3 separate regions of the Mus musculus genome follow, and regions 1 and 2 are each linked to region 3. A link is a loop called in an ENCODE intact Hi-C map of the cell type or tissue named here. Cell type or tissue: heart. All regions are shown on one strand.

The links. A loop is a pair of places that touch in the nucleus more often than their neighbours do. Peaks named below come from ENCODE experiments on the same cell type or tissue, not always from the same donor. Only the 100,000 strongest peaks of a DNase experiment are listed, where the experiment ranks them.
Region 1: it touches region 3 in a loop (1.9-fold over the local background); 4 of 42 quality-filtered maps call a loop at or near these places.
Region 2: it touches region 3 in a loop (2.0-fold over the local background); 4 of 42 quality-filtered maps call a loop at or near these places.

What each region holds. Positions count from the first base shown.
Region 1 is chrX:20,853,492-20,855,991 of GRCm38, reverse strand. Araf (Araf proto-oncogene, serine/threonine kinase) reads right to left here. Exons shown (of 16, transcript NM_009703.2): 8 at 2,405-2,432; 9 at 2,176-2,315; 10 at 1,877-2,079. Among named protein-coding and RNA genes, the nearest start is that of Araf, 6.2 kb to the right of the region's middle. In heart, no CTCF peak of the experiment used is centred here; no DNase peak of the experiment used is centred here.
Region 2 is chrX:20,861,665-20,864,164 of GRCm38, reverse strand. It overlaps Syn1 (synapsin I), which reads left to right. Exons shown (of 13, transcript NM_013680.4): 10 at 435-581; 11 at 895-982; 12 at 1,075-1,666. Mir5617 (microRNA 5617) reads left to right here and starts at 983; the gene lies at 983-1,039. In heart, no CTCF peak of the experiment used is centred here; DNase peaks (open chromatin) are centred at 674, 1,454 and 1,814; H3K4me3 peaks cover 714 bases; H3K27ac peaks cover 938 bases.
Region 3 is chrX:20,687,755-20,690,254 of GRCm38, reverse strand. It overlaps Cdk16 (cyclin-dependent kinase 16), which reads right to left and starts at 1,829. Exons shown (of 16, transcript NM_011049.5): 1 at 1,449-1,829. In heart, a CTCF peak has its summit at 1,440; DNase peaks (open chromatin) are centred at 1,414, 1,854 and 2,374; H3K4me3 peaks cover 2,233 bases; H3K27ac peaks cover 1,598 bases.

The sequences.
Region 1 (2,500 bases), 170 kb before region 3:
CTTCTTGCTTACATGATAAGCACTTTACTACATTATCACACCAGTTCTGGTCTCAAACTGTTGTTCCTTCTGCCTCAGCCTCCCAAGTACTAAGATTACAGGCATGCACCATCATTCTCAACACAGGGATTTCTCCCAAGTACTAAGATTACAGGCATGCACCAACATTCTCAACACAGGGATTTGTGTGTGTGTGTGCGTGTGCGTGTGTATAAGAGAGAAACAGAGACAGACAAAGACAGAGGCAATATACAGGTATGCGTGTACATGTACATCTGTGCACACAAACGGAGACCAGAGGTCAATGTCAGGTGTATTCTTCAATCACTCTCCACATTGTTTTGTATGTGGCACACATACATGACTGTGCATGTGCATGGGTGGAGAAGCCAGAGGTTGATGTTGGATTATCTATCTCCCTTGATTGTGTTCCACCTCTTTGGGTTTTTTTTTTTTTTTTTTTTTTTTTTTTTTTTTTTTTGGTTTTTCGAGACAGGGTTTCTCTGTGTAGCCCTGGCTATCCTGGAACTCACTTTGTAGACCAGGCTGGCCTCGAACTCAGAAATCCGCCTGTCTCTGCCTCCCAAGTGCTGGGATTAAAGGTGTGCACCACCACGCCCGGCTCCACCTCATTTTTGGAGACCGAATCTCTAACTAAACCTAGACCTCACCAACTGCCTAGACTGGCTAAGCACCAGTAATCCACTCTTGTCTCTGCTTTCCCAGTGCTAGGATTACAGGTGTGCACCACTGCACCCAGCTTTTTACTTTTTATGTGGGTGATGGGAATCTAAACTCAATCACAAACATATTAAGCACTTTACTGATGGAGCTATCTTCCCAGCAAATATGAAGATTCCTTTGTCTGTGATCATCTGTGTATATAGAGCATGTGTGCCACAGTGTACATGTGGAGAACAGAGGACAACTTTCAGGAGCCAGTTCTTTTCTACCATATAGGTCCCAGGGACTGAATGGACTCAGGTTGTCAGTCTTGGTGCTAAGTGACCTCAGCAGCATAAAGATTCTTAATAGTGGGAAGCCAGTAGATAAATAGAATGCAAATTAGTGCATACTCAAATCATCAAACTTTACAGAGATGAGCTGAGAATAAGTTTTCTTATTGTGGCATCCATTGTGTTTATCTGATAAGAGGGGGGAAGCCCATATATGCATCCTCAGATTGTCAGAAATTATACCTTCCTGATAACAGGGAGTATAGCTCAGTGGTATTACATGTGCTTAATATGGTTACACACACACACACACACCCTATACAACCTTGCTTATATAAAATAAAGGCACAAAGTACTATGCTACATAGTAACTGTAGTGGCTAAAATGGTGCCACCCTGGTTTTTTCAGTGTGAATGAATTAATAGTGTTGATCATACCTTAATTACATCAATTATAATAACTACACAACGGGAATATAGAATATGACTATAATTAATATTGTTGTTTGCATCAAAGAAAATTTTAAGTATAAAATTATGATTAACAACAAGCCCACAACACAATGAGTATAATAGCAGTGACTCAGCAAAAGGAAGGACGGATATGAGCACTCCTGGAGCTGGAATTACATAAAATCTTCATGTGTTAAATAATCATGGGAAGGTCCTATGGCTAGATCTAGTTCCCAGCCAGCAAATAGCAATGTTCATCCAAAGAAAGACCATCATCATTGTCCTCATCTGCAGCCCATTGCTCAGAGGAGAAAGGGTCATCTCTTGGAGAGAAATTGAGCCTCATTATACTTCCAACATGGCACAAATAGAGTACACACCCAGGAAGTACCCCAGCATGGCTTTTTCCCAAACACTAAATGCTGCCTGCCACCATCCTGTCCCACTTACATTCACAGCAACCTCACCTGAGCACCTGCATCTCATTCTTGAAGGCCTGGGCCTGCTCAGCGGTAGGTTGGGCCACCTTGAGCACTTTCACAGCTACATCGCCATGCCAACGCCCCCGAAACACAGTGCCAAAAGAGCCTGTCCCGATCCTCTTCAACAGCTGTACCTCACTGGGTGGCACCTCCCAGTAATAGCCTGAGTCCCGGTACCCCAGGTTCTTCTGTGGGCCAGATGGGTGGCATCAGAGGGGCCTACCCACAACCCTCCGTCATAGCACTCAGGCTATGGTGGCCCCCAAGGATTTCCTATGGCATACCACTTTTTTCTTTTCATCTGCCAAGGACTTCCGCTCCCGCTGTTCTGAAGGTAACTTGGAATGTGGGGACTTCCTCCCTGAAGACACACTAGCTGGGCTAGGGCTACCCCGAGGGGCTCCATCACCACCTCTACCAGCAGCTGTGGTTGTACAGAATGCTGTGAGTGGAGGCAAGTGGGGTGGTGGGGCAGAGAGCTCAGGGTGCAGAAAGGGGTGGGGGTTCTCTCACCATCGGTGCTGAAGCTCTGAGCAGTAAACTGGAAGGAGGTGGGAGCAGAAGTCAAAGTGAGGATATGGCAATAGTAATGGCTCTAAGCAATGCTCC
Region 2 (2,500 bases), 170 kb before region 3:
AGCCTAAACTATGGTACATGCCTGTAATCCTAGCAACTTGGGAGGGTGAGGCAGGATCCTGCCTATGATTTTAGGGTTAGACTGGTGGTTTTTAGGCTTGCTGGGTGGTTGTGGTTCTACTTCCTTTAAAATAAGAAGAAAAAGATATAGAACATATCTTAGCTCATGAGCCATAGAAAAACATGTAGCAAGCTAGATTTGCCCCCATAGACACTGATTGCAGAGCCAGCTCTAACACTCCACCCACAAAGCTGTCCAGAGCCTTGGAACTGGCAGGCTTTCCTTACAGTGCACAATCAGCGCCACTTAGAAGCCAGACAGAGCTCTCTTTGCAGTCACCATGTTTTTTTGCCAAGTGAAAGTATGTTGTTGACACTGTGGCCTCACATGCACTTCCTGCCTCCCCTAATACTGGATCCTTTTCCCTCCCATAGGTGGTGGGCTCCTCCATGCCACTCATTGGTGATCACCAGGATGAAGACAAGCAGCTCATCGTGGAACTTGTGGTCAACAAGATGACTCAGGCTCTGCCTCGGCAGCCGCAGCGGGATGCTTCCCCTGGCAGGGGCTCCCACAGCCAGGTCAGGCCCTTGGTCTTGAGCTAGTGGGAAGGAGGCCAGCCCTTCATCAACCTGATGCCATAGAGGTGGTATCAATGGACTATTAATGTCACCTTTATGCACTTGTGGCCTCACTAAATTGCTGCTACCTTGCCATCTTTAAGAGTCTCCTGACCAAATATGGGGTGAGAGGCCTCATAGCTCCATATCCCCTCAACTGGCCACAAATGGGGCAACACCCAGCACACAGGGAACCCATGTCGTTTTGATTGGCTGTTGCTCCCACTCTCCGGTAACTATTTTTAATCTCTTGTATTCCACTCTTCTGCCACAGTCTTCATCCCCAGGAGCCCTGACCTTGGGCCGCCAGACCTCCCAGCAGCCTGCAGGTCCTCCTGCTCAACAACGACCCCCACCCCAGGGTAAGTGAGGGCAAGCCTTCTGGGTTCCTACCATCCCAGGCGGCCTCAGCTCTCACTCACTCTCACTTGCTGTTCTTTTTTTCTGTTCCTAGGAGGCCCTCCACAGCCAGGCCCAGGACCTCAGCGCCAGGGACCCCCGCTGCAGCAGCGCCCACCCCCACAAGGCCAGCAACATCTTTCTGGCCTTGGACCGCCAGCTGGCAGCCCTCTGCCTCAGCGCCTACCAAGTCCCACCGCAGCACCTCAGCAGTCTGCCTCTCAGGCCACACCAGTGACCCAGGGTCAAGGCCGCCAGTCGCGGCCAGTGGCAGGAGGCCCTGGAGCACCTCCAGCAGCGCGCCCACCAGCCTCCCCATCTCCACAGCGTCAGGCGGGGGCCCCGCAGGCTACCCGTCAGGCATCTATCTCTGGTCCAGCTCCAACGAAGGCCTCAGGAGCCCCACCCGGAGGGCAGCAGCGCCAGGGCCCTCCCCAAAAACCCCCAGGCCCTGCTGGTCCCACTCGTCAGGCCAGTCAGGCAGGTCCCGGACCTCGCACTGGGCCTCCCACCACACAGCAGCCCCGGCCCAGCGGCCCAGGTCCTGCTGGACGTCCCGCCAAACCACAGCTGGCCCAGAAACCCAGCCAGGATGTGCCACCACCCATCACCGCCGCTGCCGGGGGACCCCCGCACCCCCAGCTCAAGTAAGGGGACCTTTATAGCAGCCTTGGCCTTTGCTGCTCACAGAGTGCACTGTCCCCAGTAGGGCATCCCCAGATCCCAAGGAAAACCAGATCTCCTTTGCCTGGGCCAAACCCCTTTTGTCTCAATCCCAGCAGTTGAGGGAGAATCCCAGCATCTCCACTTCCAGTTCAGATTCCTCCCCTACAAGCCCTGGGAAAGTCCCCCTTCCAGACCTTTGGCCCATCCCAGTAGCCTGGCTGACCTACTTCCAGTACTTCCCTGTCCATCTGATCTCTTATTATCACCCTCCTCCCAGACAGCCCTGAACTCCCTCAGGCCAATTTGCAGCAAGCCTTCCATCATTTCCCTTTTCAGCCTTTCCTCAAACCTTCCCTAAGACTCCTTTCTGGTCCATTGCCAGATACTCCTGCCACTTCAAACTCTCCCAGATCATACCATCCTTTCTGCTTCTCCTTGTCCATTCTATTCCCCTAGCCCTTAGCTCCAAAGTTTTCCCTGGCCCCCACCCCCACCCCATCTGTTCCCCCTCAGACTGGCTTACCTCATACTAGACTGTCCCTAGCCCAGGCTCCTCCTAGGCTCCTTGCTGGAACCCCTCCTTTCATCCTCCATATCAAACTGACCAAGGAATCTTCCCATTAAACCACACCACTTTATCTTATATCTAAGTCCTCTCAGCTGACCCCACATTCGCCTCAGTCTCAGCTTCATCACCCTTGAGAATCCATCAGGGTTCAGGGGCATGCTTGGGGGTGGGAAGGTCACAGGCACAGCCTCAGGATCAGAGGGGCAGGGCTGGGGCTGGGCCTAGGGTAACATTGTGTTTCTCTCCC
Region 3 (2,500 bases):
CCCTAATAACATACATCTCAGTTCATGACTCCAATTCACTTTGGCACACCAGTACCTACTCCTATTCCCTGCTTCAACCAACCACTCCTACCACCATTTCTCTGGTTCACAATTGATTTCCTTCATAGCTCTGTTCCTTTCATTATCCACTAGATTCTCCACCCCTCACCCCCAAAAAAACTCTACTTCTGAAGCACTCCTCAAATCAGCACACTTCAGTGGCCCATGGAGAGAAAAAAGGCGTTTTGATGTACATCAGCATATTTTACTTTGTGCTCTTCCCCTAATAGCGTGCATACATTTAAGTGTCTGTATCTATCTAACCCCACAGCAGCAGCCTTTACAACAGTGGTTCTCAACCTTCCCAATGCTGTGACCCTTTACTACAGTTCCTCATGTTGTGGTGTCCCCCAACCATAAAGTTCTTTTTGTTGCTACTTCATAACTGTACTTTTGCTGTGATGAATTATCATGTAAATGTCTGATATGCAGGATATTTGACATTCGACCTCTAAGTTGAGAACCAGTGCTCTAGAACTTCATATATAGTATTGCCCCCACGCTTTCTGGAAGCCTTTATGGACATCCACTCACACCTCATCTTGACCCTTAGTGTGCAAAGCTCTTTATACTTCCTTTACTGACAATCTCCCGTACACATGTACGCACACACCTAAAACCCAGTAGTACAGGCCTTTCCCCATCCTCTCCCATTACACACACTCTCAGGTCCTTCAAAAGCTCTGCCTTCACTGGCATATACTGATCTCACCCTACCTTTATTACATCTACATACCCTCATCTCCAGGACCCTCCATTACCTCCTCTATGAGCACACCCTGGACCCAGAGAAGCTGCCACCCTCAACTCCGTGGATAAACACAGTATTAACACTATCCTGACCCTCATCACCACACACTCGGAACTATGCGTCTATCAGCACACCTTCTGGTAGTACCTCTACCACCCTTTCTCCATTTACACTGGGCCTCTCTGTAGCTCCAACTTCCACTAGAATGTTTTGGAACTGTCTTTACTTCAAACCCTGTTATACCCCATCACGTCCCTCATGGTCCTGCAACCCCTTTCCATAAGCACACTGGGCCTGAAGTCGTAAGGCTTTTTATTACATGTTCCTAGCCCTTTAGCAACTCCGAGAATCTCACTGTATCAATCCATTCCCATAACGCTAGTCCTTTAATCACCCTTCTCCCACTTAGCATCCACAGCACTTCCCATCCTCAGCTCCCAGGACAGGGGCCCAGGGCGGGGCCAAGGTCAGGGAGGCCCCAAATGACCCCCCAGTGCATTCTGGGAAACTCGAGGGGGAGGGGGCACCTGACAGACAAGCTGCCCAGAACCCCTTGGTCTTGTTCCAGCACTGCCTAGGGTCCGGCTGGCTCTCTAGGAAGAGCAGCCCCCACCCTAAGTATCGAGGACACGCTCACCGGAGGGGGCGCGCGAGTAACCTCAGAGCCGCGGGGCCGGCGCGGTGGCGCCTGGGGCGGCGGCCCGGGATGAGGCCGCGCGACCTCCTTTTCCTCCAGTTCGCCGCAGGCGCCCGTCCCAGTAGTCTTCGGCCATGGCTGCTGGGCCCGGGCCGCCGCCGGCTGAGGAGGAAGAGGCGGCGGCGGCGGCGGCGGCTGAGGCGGCGGCGGCGTCCCGCTCAGCCGGCCATGAGCTTGGCCACTGCGGGCGATGCCCCCGTGCTCGCAAGCGCCCGCTGGAATCCGGGTGTTCACGGCGGCTCGTGACTCACAGCAGACAGCTAGCGGAGACGCAGCATATCCCAGAGCCCCCCAGCCAGCGGCCCAACAGCCGCGCGCGCCGCGCTCCGCGCATGCGCACGCACACGCTGGGGGTGGGGTGTGAAGCAGGAAGGAGGAGACTCACCTCGGACTGCGTGTACCAAAAGAGCCTTCTGCAGCGGGAGGGGGTGCGGCCATTGCGTGCCCAGCAGGGAATGTGGCGTTGGCCCTGGAACGGCGCCAGGGGGATTTAGAGAGGGGTTAATAGTTTTGATCTTGCTAGAAATTTACTAGCATCGAGGTGAGCAGCAGCCAGTAGCCAGGCGTGCCAGTCACCACCTTCTTTCCCTACAGTCTCATTTGGTACATCCCCATGGTGGTAAACGGGACTTTTGCAAGGAGAAAAAGAACAGGTGAGCGAAGCAGTTCCAGTCCTTTGTGGTGCCTCGGGAGGCAAGAATTTAAAGGCTGGAAATGACTTTCTAGGAGAGGTGGCCTGGATTACCACCTTAGCTAGGACAATCTAGCCCCGCCCTGCCACCCACCCTCTACCACTAGTTTGTTACCCACTGTGAAACGTATGTGGCCCCACCCTTTTGAAAAAGCTGACGCTCAGCCAATCAAATTTGCTCCCTGCGTCAGGGCTGAGCAAGAATGAAGGGCGTGGCAAAGCTGAAGAAGCATGATCTAGCTTTCTCTTCAGCTTGCCTCCTCCTCTGTACGGTTTTTTATTGGTTTTCGGGCTCGCCTTT